Regions from separate parts of the Mus musculus genome. Here region 2 is linked to region 1. A link is a loop called in an ENCODE intact Hi-C map of the cell type or tissue named here. Cell type or tissue: left cerebral cortex. All regions are shown on one strand. Links, peaks and the distances in the headings refer to the core of each region. The heading gives the core; the rest is flanking DNA. Region 1 overlaps Agbl4 (ATP/GTP binding protein-like 4). Region 2 overlaps Agbl4 (ATP/GTP binding protein-like 4).

Region 1 (5,387 bases), core at 131-5,130:
TAGGGTTAGTAAAGATCTTTTCTCAATCTGTAGGTTGCCAGACAAACATCAATCTTAAAGGCTGAATTGCATTCTTTATTGTATATATGACAATTTTTATTATTCATTTATATGTTGATGGAAACTTTGGCTGATTCCATATCTTTAAAAGAATTCCATATTTTGACTATGGTGTAGAATGCTGCACTTAACACAGGGGAGCAGACAGCTCTTTGATATATACTAATATAATCCCCTTTGGATACACACCTAGACAGAGGATCATGTATTTTAAGTGACTCAGAGTCATCTGTTGTTTTTTGTTTGTTTGTTTGTTTGTTTTGTTTTTTTCTTCAGTTACTCTAACAAGGAGTTTGTCTACTTTGTTTTCCTGGGAAATCAATTTCATTGATCCCTTAAATTTGTGTTTTAGTATCTATTTCATTTACCCATGCTTTAATCTTTATTTTTTTTATTTAGCAATTTTGGTTTTGGAGCTGAAGATGCATCTCAGTGGAAGATCTCTTACCTATCATGTGCAAGGCTCTAGGTTTGATCCCTATAATTGCAAAGCCAGGGGAATTGCTTCCTTCCTGGGTTTTAGAATTCCTTAGGTAGCACTGGTAGCCTGGTTATTTAGTTCTTTCTTTTTTGCCCATGAAGGTTCTGATTAGTTGAAACCCCATTGATAGTGCTTTTGTTTTAATGTGCTGTATTTCCACTTTCACTTATTTCAGAAAATGCTTTAATTTCCTTCTAAATTTCTTCCTTGACCATTTAGGAGAATGTTATTTGGTCTGTGTGTATTTGTATAAATTTCAAGGTTCTTCTGTTTTTTTTTTTCTAGTTTTATTGAACTTTGATCACAGAAGATACTCAATGTGCTTTCAACTTAAAAAAATTGGCAAGACTTGATTTGTGCACTGACACATTCTATCCTGAAGAATGTTCTGTGTTCTTTAGAACATTTTATTTCATTGCTATTATATGGGAGGTCACTCACTGGTTCTGTTTCCACAAGTGGGGCCAAGACAAAAGGAAGAGGGAGGTAACCATCTGGTTCAGGGTGTCCCTCCCACAGCATTCCACGTACACTTAGAAGTAAACACAAAAGCACAGTCACCACCCAAGTTACAAGTTGGCAGTACGATGAGGAAAGGGCAGGTATGGTAGGATGTCCTTAAAGCAAATACCTCCCCACAATGGGTCTGCATCAACCCAGGAGGAATCAGAATATACAACGTGATCTAGGAATGTTAGGATTCTCAATGTGATCTAGGAATGTTAGGATTCTCATGAAGGGATGAACAGAAAGAATAAGGGGTGTGCTGGAGGGGGAATGCTTGGCAACTGGCTTGAGTGGGTTGTCCTCCTCTTCAGAGATTCTTCAGTCCAGTTGGCCTGGCTGGAAGGTAGAAGCCTGAAAACTTTAGAGGCTGTAGGAAGGGAAGGAGCTCCAGGAGGCTCTCAAAGACTTGTCTTTCATGATACCTAGGTTCTTTGTCAGGTTACAGCAGGCCTTGACCTCCTTATACCTGTCCTAAGAGGTTTCTTATGAGAGTGTATGAGCACAGTTCATGTGTATGTGCGTCAATTTTGTTGTCACTTTGAGCTCCTCTCTCTAAGGATTAATTTCAGTGTACTTTGGGTATATTCATGGCTGATTTGAATCCAGATGCTGATATTTGACTTTACAGCACATGGATGTTTATAGCCTTCTCTAGATTTTTCTGTCATTTTGAAGAAGCTTTCAAAATGAAGCTTTGGGCATTCTCCAGTCTTTCTTGAATACCAACAAGCTGAGTATTTTCTCTTGTAATACTCGCCAACATTCCCATAATGTTTTTTAATTTTTGTTCTGCTTCACCCTTTTTATTTCTTTTGTTTTTTTCTTTAAACTATATTAATTCATTGAGAATTTCATACATTGTAGAATGTCTACAATACATTTTGATCATATTTATTCTGCACTCCTCCACCTAACTCCTCCTAGATCCATCAACCCCTTCCCTACCTGCTCCCTCCCTCCCTCATCTCCCACCACTGAGTTCCATTATTTCTGCTCAAATACTCACGGGTGTAGGGCCATCCATCAGAGAGTGGTCCAACGACCAGGGGCCACACCTCAAAGAAAACTGAGTCTTCAATTCCCAGAAGTCATCAACTAGGAGTTTCTTTTCCCTCACTTTCTCCATTTCCCCCATGTAAAATCTTTACTGGCTTGATCTCCTGCAGTCTGCCACAGCCGTTGTGAGCTCATTTGTGCAGCTGTCGGATGAATCCAAAAGATACAAGTCCTCACTCTTGTCTTCTGCAATAGTCCTTGAGCCTTGTGGGACAGTGGTGTGTGATGGCAGTCCCATTTGCGGTTGGGCACTCCACAGACACTTATTCCCATGTGGCTTTTCCAATAGGCTGTCTCCAAGCTCACCCAGTCTTCTCTTGTTTTGTTTTGCTAGTTATGACTTCTACTACACTTTTCATTTTGTTTAGTGTGCTTTTCAGTGCAAAGATCTGCTTGATTACAGAATAAATTCACTTCCACTGATGAAGTACTCAATTTCTTCTCTGTGTCTTTAAGGTGTTCATTGAGTCTCTTGACAGCATATGTTTAAATTCTTGTCCTGAGAATTGCACAGATCAGTTGATACAGCATGGCCCGTTTCTGGCATTTTATTTTCTTCCTAGGTATAGTATTAACTGCTCCAAAGGATTTTTTTTTTTTTTTTAGTGTTCTAGGTATAGTATTAACTGCTCCAAAGGATTTTTTTTTTTTTTAGTGTTTACCAAATTTTTAAGTAAAATCACAATAAATAAAAGCACCCCAATCACATGTCCAAATTACCCAGAGCTGAAGTCTGTACAACCCAGTGAACTTCTATTTAGTTAGAATAACCATTTGGAATGGAAGCTGTCCAATGTCACGTTAAATTTTATACTTTAAGTGTCGAATACCTTTAATGCATTTAGCCACCACGAAAAGCAAAAACATCCATGAAACAGATGAAATACAACAATTAACTTTATATCCCTGAAAGTTTTTGGAGGTTGTTGGCATATGACATTGACTATTCAGACTCCTCCCAATTTGGCTTTGCGTTTTCCCTTCCAGAAATGGTAAGCCAAGTTTCTGCCACTATATTAGCACTAGGTGGTGAGCTAAGCTTAGGTTTGCTGTGAGTTCTGGCTGATGTGTTGTCACTATTTTAGCACTAGAGGGCTCCACAGTTCCAAGTCTGTGCCCTCTTCACAGCTGCTATGTTGTTAGGAAATAGGTTATTGTTTTAAAATAGCCAAAAAAGGCTATCCTGTCCTAGCGAGCCTCTACTTGGGGCTCAGGTAGGCCCACAGACTTCATCCATAAATACCACCCTACAGTCAGGCACTCTGAGGTTCTGCATGGACAAACTTCATAGGCAGTAAAATGCCAGCCCTAGGTTCCTATGCAATGATGTGATGCCATTCTCCTTTTCTCCAGCTGGACACTGCCTGTGATCAGTGGTAAGCTAGGCAGGCATATCCAGGGCCATCAACATCACAATGCCAGGCTGCACCAGAGCTTAGAACCCAATCTGAGTAGTATAGCACAGGGACAGGACCAAGGACCACACTCCTGTGGTCTTACTGCTATAATGGTGGACTTGTGGGCTAAGGCCACTGCAGGATAAAAGTCTGAATAGGGTTCCAGGCTCTACCTGGTAGAAAAGTTAGGCATCGGTGTGAGGGTACAGTCATTGGTAACTCCTCTTAGAGTTCAACCAGATAGCACTGTGCTCAAAGACACATCTCATGCTTACTTCTGTATCCTACTTTGTCAAGTCTATGGTATTTCTCATTGCTGTAAGGCACAAAGAGCGGAAGGGCTAGTGGAGGCACTCCCTTGGCTGCAGGTACAAGTCTAGGGATGGTGGAGGTGGGAATCTGCTGAGTACTGGGCTGCAAGTACCAAGCTTAGACTTACTTGTCCCTCCCTTTTCCAAGTACAAGTCCATCTCTCTATATCGCTTTGCTTGGGACTTGGGGAATCCAGGTCACCTTTTCCTTTCTTCTTTGAATTTTTCTTATTATTATGCTAAAAGCAGGGACTAATATATCTGTGCTGCCTCTCTTAGTACTTGTAAAAATAGTTTCTTAAATGATGTTTTTGTGGACAGGTGATCACAAGGATGATTTTATTTTGCTTATTTTAATTTTAAGGGAACATTCATACAGCATTTGATAATGGCTTACAAGGTTTGTTTAGTTTAGCTTCTAATTGTCCCCCACCCCCAGCAGAGGTATGAGTGTATCCCCGCCGTTCTTTCTTCCATCTTATGTGCTAGTCCCTTAGTCCTAAACATTCAGCTACACTTCTTTTTTAGTTGGCTGCTTCCTACTCATTTTCTAAAGCTCAGATGTTCATGGTTACTACCATCTATAGACTGAAGTACTTATGAAATGCCAAGATTATGAGGTAATACAAGACTCTCTCCATCTGTCAGCCTTTCCTGAGCTCTGGGACGATTTCCCTGCTATCCCCCACAGCACGTTTGCTAACATCCTATGATTGCCTGTTGTTGTTTTTCCCCTCACTTGACTGAGCTCCTTGAAAGTGACAATTGTGTCCCACTCACATTGTGGTCTCAGCATCTAATCACAGAGCACAGCGCAAAATAAATACCCAAGAGATATTTTTTAATAAATTAATACGTAAACAGAATTGGAAGCTACTATAGATGTGCACACAGCTGGAGATCTGATGGTAAGGGGCTTAAATCTTTCCTTTGTTCTAGTTCGTTAGAGTTGCTATGTCTTTCTGCTCAGCACTTGTTAGATAACTAGTGGAATAAACCGGAAAAGGGTCTGATTACTCATAAACAAAATAGAAGGCATTAATTGTAGTTGCTCAGGCCCTCGTTTCTCAGCTACAGTCCCCCAGGGGGCCCTCCTGTTCCAGGCTGCCTACTCTACTAGCCCTCTGCAGAGGATGAAGCATGAACTTAGCTATAGCAGCAGCTTTTCGGGAGCTGCCACAGAATGAATCGCCTGTTATCGGCCAGGCATTGAACTTTGCGCTCTGCATCTATCACTTGACTCAAATCTTGATGATTGTCCTTATTGTTTTTATTCTAAGCAACATAGCTTTTCCCCTCTGTATGAGAGTATATCAACTATACAAAATAATGAGTTTCAATGGGATAGAACATACTGTGCAGATTATGTACCTTGATCATATTTGAATCTGTTCTTACTAACAAATTTGAACCATAGACATGATTCTTTCCATTCAGATGAGGAAGGAGAAAAAGATCTTATGTGTCAATTATTATTATTATTTTTTAAAGAAGCATAGGCTAAAATGTTTCAGCTCAGTGTTCAAAGACTATTCTGACTGGCTCTAGGACTCAATACCCTCCACTCCTATCCTA
Region 2 (5,387 bases), core at 265-5,264, 310 kb after region 1:
TGCTTCTGGATTTATGGAGTTATATGATGAGTCACATGCAAGATAGCAACGAGTCTCTCTTTGCAGCAATTGTGTTTGTGACTACCCGTTACTAATCTAATCTCCCTGGTCTTTAGAGAAAGTAAGAAAAATTAATGTCAATTGATAGCTCTAAATTTATGATCTACTGGAACTGTATTCTTCTCCTGTGCTTTATGATTTAACTCTTTTAGTGTAAAGAGAGAAGTGAAAACTGAACTGTACAGACATTGCTGCTTTACTAGTTACAATGTGAAGTCTAGTGAAATTAAGAGGCCTGTGTAAAGTCATGAATTTAGTAACTTCAGGCGCTGGGAATCAATAATTCGATCTAAACTCAGGGTTTTTTTTTGTAATATAGCAAATATTTTAAGTGTTATGTTCCTTGGGTTCTGTGGCTTTTCTCAACTTTTATACTGTGAAACACAATATCAACCCATTCACTCATTCTTTTTGGTGGTTGTGTTGCAATTATATAACAGCCACTATAGAAAATACACACACACACACACACACACACAAAAAAAACTACACTACATCTGAGGTAGGGTAGTATTTTTGTTCACCATTAACACACAGTACAGAGTAGAATGCTGTTATATAATATTCTTTTAATAAATGAGTAATTATATGGTCTTGTGTGTATGTAGCCATGTAAACAGGTTATGACACTAAGCCATGTCAACTACCAAGGTACTTAATGTTTGTTAACTAGTACTATATCTAGCTTGCTATGAGAACACCCAAGAGAGGTTTTTTTTCTCTAGCAGGGTGAAAGAAAGCAACTGACATTGAGCCACATCTACAACATTAGGATGAACTAATGGGAGGGGTAAAAATTTCCCAAACAGTGAACAGCATGTGCAAAGACAGTGAGATATGCAACAGTGAAACATATTTGGGGAAGTGTAAGTTGAAATGAGTTAAGTATGCATAAATCACAGAGTGAAAAGTTTTGAAGTTGCTAAGGATTTTAACTTTATTCTGAAAATGCTTTGGATTTAATGAAGAGTTTCATGCAAAATAGTGACATGTTGATATTTGTCTATAACTTAAAAATAATTAAAAATCTTAACATGAACCCAGCAAGAGGTCTTGAGGATTTGACTTTCATAAATGTTTGACTCATTGTCTATGCGGGATCCAGTAGTTGACTGTGTGCCTTCATATGTATATGTATAAAAAGCAATATTAGCAATAACATTTTCCTTAATTAATTTTCCCATGACTGAATTCCTATTTGAATATTCATTCCTACAGCAGCACTGTGTGTTGTGATGCACTTCGGCAAAATTAACTCAACGATTGCTTCTTTCCAATTTTAATATTCCATTGGGTTTTCTATTCCCCAAAACTCATTAGTATCTGAGTGCATTGCCGAAGAGAAACAAGAGCGAGGCATATTGTGTGAATGTGAGTTGAAGAAAAGAGACAGCTGGCACGAGAATTTTCTAATAAAGCTCCCCAAGGACTGTTATGTCTTAACAAAAAAAAATGAAAAAAAAAAGAAAAAAAGAAAAAAGAAAAGAGAGAGAGTTTTTTGAGCTACTCCTTTGTACTAAACCCTCTGAATTTTACTCACATCTAATACAAATGTTGGCAAAGGCCAAATTTTACTTACTGAAATTTCTCATGGGTCTGTTTCTCAAAATTTCTGATGGTGTTAAGAGCTTGTATGAAGATTTATTTCAACATACACATGTTTGCATATACAGATGACATATTTTTAATCTTCAGAAAAAATATATCCCAATATGTGTTTGACTGTCCTTTGCAATGCTCCTGCTGTGGTCATGGTTTAGTTTGACCACGCAGTTCCACCCATGTCTTTCCATTTATTCACTATATTCATAACACTATTTCTTCACAGAATGATTTTATCATCATCTTTATATAGTGCCATTCTAACCATCTTCAAGTTATAGGTCAAATATTTTGTCCTTCAAGAAAGTTTGAGAATCTTCTAGTGCTAATATTATTGCAATCGTGTGGATTTGATATATTTACTATCAAATTACATATGAGGACACTGCGGTTCAGAAAGTGTAAGTTGCCAAAAAACTATGAGGGCAAAATTATTACAGTGTGCAATTTCGGCAGGAAGATGAGGCAACCCCACAAGTTCATATAAAACCACAGAAACTGTTTTTGCTGATTTAATTTCCTACTGGTGAAGATAAAACAAACTTGTGATTAACCTTGAGCAATGGATAGAGTGGGAATTCTGAAGGCAAAGAGTAGATAGAGAGTATTCCAGGTAGGAGGTTACCTCAGTGGAAAATACATGATGCATAGGGAAGCTAGAGGGTGTTGAGAAGCCATGACTTACCTAACTACATCTAAGTCTCTTTAAGGATCAGGAAGCAAAGAGAAAGCCGAGAGCCTGGGTAGAGGAAGTGCATTGTTTACACAATTCACAACATACCAGGGGAAATATAAAGTACTAGGACTAGAGCGTATATAGCTAATTGATAATTACTAAAGGCCACATGGGCAGTGCATGGAGTAGAGACACAACACCACCTGAAGCTGATTTGATGACAAAGTTTTACAAAAGAAAAATATTGAAATGCCTGTAGGAAGAGGAATGATTAGGAAAAAGCGTTTTTGGGGAAGGAAGAAATGTGAGGGCACGGAACAAGGCAGAACATTGCATAAAACAAGTAAAATCAGTCCCTAAACTGGGTCAGGAGGCAGGGAGGTGTGAGGGGGAAGTAGCAAGAACTTCCTTCTTGTTTTTAATGTGTTAAGACTGTTTTAGTTCAATGTGAGGCATGATCAGGAAGAACATATGTCCAAGTTTCTCTTGTTTTGAAGTGTTGATTGGTATAACTAAGAGAATGCTAAAATAGATCTATAGACACACTGAAACATTTCTAAAGCAATATCATCACCTATTCTGAGGGCCAAGAAGGATTCAGTATACTCCGTGTGCTAACATACAGCTGGCCCTTGACTGTAATGTTAATGTAAGACAAACAGCATCCTTCCAGCCTGGCTTGGTGGACTTCCCTTTAGTAGCCTGGGAATTTTCACAAGAGTTGTGATGCTTTGTTTATCACTAGCACATTCATAATATACTTGAAAAGCCATTTCTCCTGTCCATGACATTTACTGTGCCCTTTTCTGTAGAGCCTATTACATTGAGGACAGTGTTTATGAGGACGGAGATGTTATGTTTTACCACCACATCTACAGAGCCTACTATGCAGCAATATATTTATTGATTAATCACATAGAAAAAAAAAAGATGGACTAGAAATCCTAGGTTTAGTTCCCAGGTCTGTTGTGTAGTAACTGTTTACTGTTAATAACTAGCAATTGTTTTTAACATTGATTAATAATTTACTACTAGGCAAATTGTGTAAAGTTCCTGAGTATCTATGAAATGGGAAACAGAAGTTGTCCTGTTAGAGTCACAGATAATTGTGAGGAAGAAGCACTTAGAGCAATATTATATGATCAGCAAAAAGAGGTAAGGTAAGATACCCATAATAAAGGAGTCCCTATTTCTAGTTCTATACATCCAACAACACTTTTAAAGCTCACAGCAGCTTTAAAAGACATTATCATTGCCTTCATCTTTCAAATGAAGACACTGAAACTCATAGATTGTTAGGATTTCATCCTTGTTTCTGACAAGCCAAATGTGGCAGAGCTATCCTGTCTGACTTTGTAATATCCCCTGTTTTTTATCTTCTGCTGTGTAAAAAAATATAGTTTTATTGAAATACTGACATTTAAATGTGATATTTTACAGAGCATATCATAGATGGTCAAAAGTCATTCTTGAAAGATATAGCAATTGCATCTGCCTTTGCATAGGAATAGACATGTTCTTGCCATAATTAACATGATGGTTAGCAGCAATCCTTGTAACTAGGGTAGTGTGATTTTGCAAACATATATTTGATTTGAATCAGCAGACCAGCTGATCCTTTTCCCAGTTCTGTTCAGTCTCCATTAGTAATGCTCATTTTGTGTGTTAAGTGCGTGGTAATATACACTTGTATGTATTGTCTTGGTAATATACACTGTATTTCTCATAACTATTTTCCTTCTTTCTTCCACTGTTCTTATAGCAATTTTAACAGTCCTGAGTATCTTTAGTTAGAACAAATTACGCCATATGAAGAAGAAGCATTGTTTTGTATGTTACCCTAACTTGGCTATTGCTTAGCTTTAAAACTTGGGTTCTTGAGAACTAGCCTTTCTCTACAACTTAGCAACAAGAATAAACTGGCTTATCATTGAACACAGGAAAGTATGGGACATTTGCACATACTTGGCACCTTGTAAATGTTGGTTTGTTTCATTTCTTGTATATCTTTGATATTTGAAATTATTGCTCAAAGACAATAGACTCAAAAATTAAGTCTACTACTTCTCTGTGGTGGGCCTCAGTTTCTCTATGTGCAGTGAAGCAGATCAACTTGATCTATGTTCATAATGCTTGAATTGTAATTATATCTTATACCTTTCAAAGTCAAAGTTCTACTAAATGAGCTGTGATGTGGTTAACAGCACTTTGAGAATGGAGTCAGCCCTGGTGAAGGTTGTTTTAGGATTCTGGAGCAGGAAGTCCAGAAATAAGAACTCTTAATTGTTAGAAAAACAAAAGATATATTTAAGCACTAAATGGTAATATTTAGTTTTTAATCAGTTTGTATAAAACCTAAAGGCAATAAGAATTAGAAAACCACAGAGAACATTAAAAGTGAAATGATCAACAATGTTCCAGCAATGGGGACAGGGAAAATAGAGAAGACCAATAACTTATAGAGTTGTTGGCTTTAAATTCCATCCCATAGACAGTAAGTAATTTCTAAGTGCCAAGAAGCTTGATAAGTATTGACTATTAAGGCAACACTTTTGTGACTATGGGCTGTGAGATGTAGAAGGACTAATGAGAAAGAAACCACAAGACCCTCAGTATGAGCATGGTGCACTTGTGGGCAATGAAGAGACCAATTGCTGCAATGACTGTGGTTATGTACTGAGATGTGGCTGGAAATGAAGAAGGCCAGGCAAATCACTATGAACGTCTCTCAGGCAGAACTAAGAACAGCAGAGTTTTTCTGATTCTTCTATGGTTATAAAACTACAAATAGAGGCCACTGTTATATAACTATATCTTGATATATTGAGCTAAATTTAGTTTTCTTAAATTTTTATTTGAGATATTTATAAATACCCAATCAATCCTTAGTGTTGAATATGAGTATTTACCTGTATGTGGATGTTCATTCATATGACTCTGCACATATATGCTCATGGATTAATGCATGCATGCACATGAGTGTGTGAAGACCAAGGTTAATGTTGAAGTCTTCCTTGACAGAACTCAAGAACTCTATTATAATTTTTGA

What was found. A loop is a pair of places that touch in the nucleus more often than their neighbours do. Peaks named below come from ENCODE experiments on the same cell type or tissue, not always from the same donor. Only the 100,000 strongest peaks of a DNase experiment are listed, where the experiment ranks them.
Region 2: a loop joins it to region 1, with 2.7 times the contacts of the local background. A loop is called at or near these places in 2 of 42 quality-filtered maps.

The regions. Positions count from the first base shown.
Region 1 is chr4:111,306,893-111,312,279 of GRCm38, reverse strand. The region is part of intron 5 of Agbl4 (ATP/GTP binding protein-like 4); the gene reads right to left. Among named protein-coding and RNA genes, the nearest start is that of Bend5, 110 kb to the left of the region's middle. In left cerebral cortex, for the core only: a CTCF peak has its summit at 3,179 (motif pointing right); DNase peaks (open chromatin) are centred at 3,181, 3,951, 4,445 and 4,905; H3K27ac peaks cover 1,387 bases.
Region 2 is chr4:110,999,198-111,004,584 of GRCm38, reverse strand. All of the region lies in intron 4 of Agbl4 (ATP/GTP binding protein-like 4), which reads right to left. Among named protein-coding and RNA genes, the nearest start is that of Bend5, 410 kb to the left of the region's middle. In left cerebral cortex, for the core only: no CTCF peak of the experiment used is centred there; a DNase peak (open chromatin) is centred at 2,747; H3K27ac peaks cover 399 bases.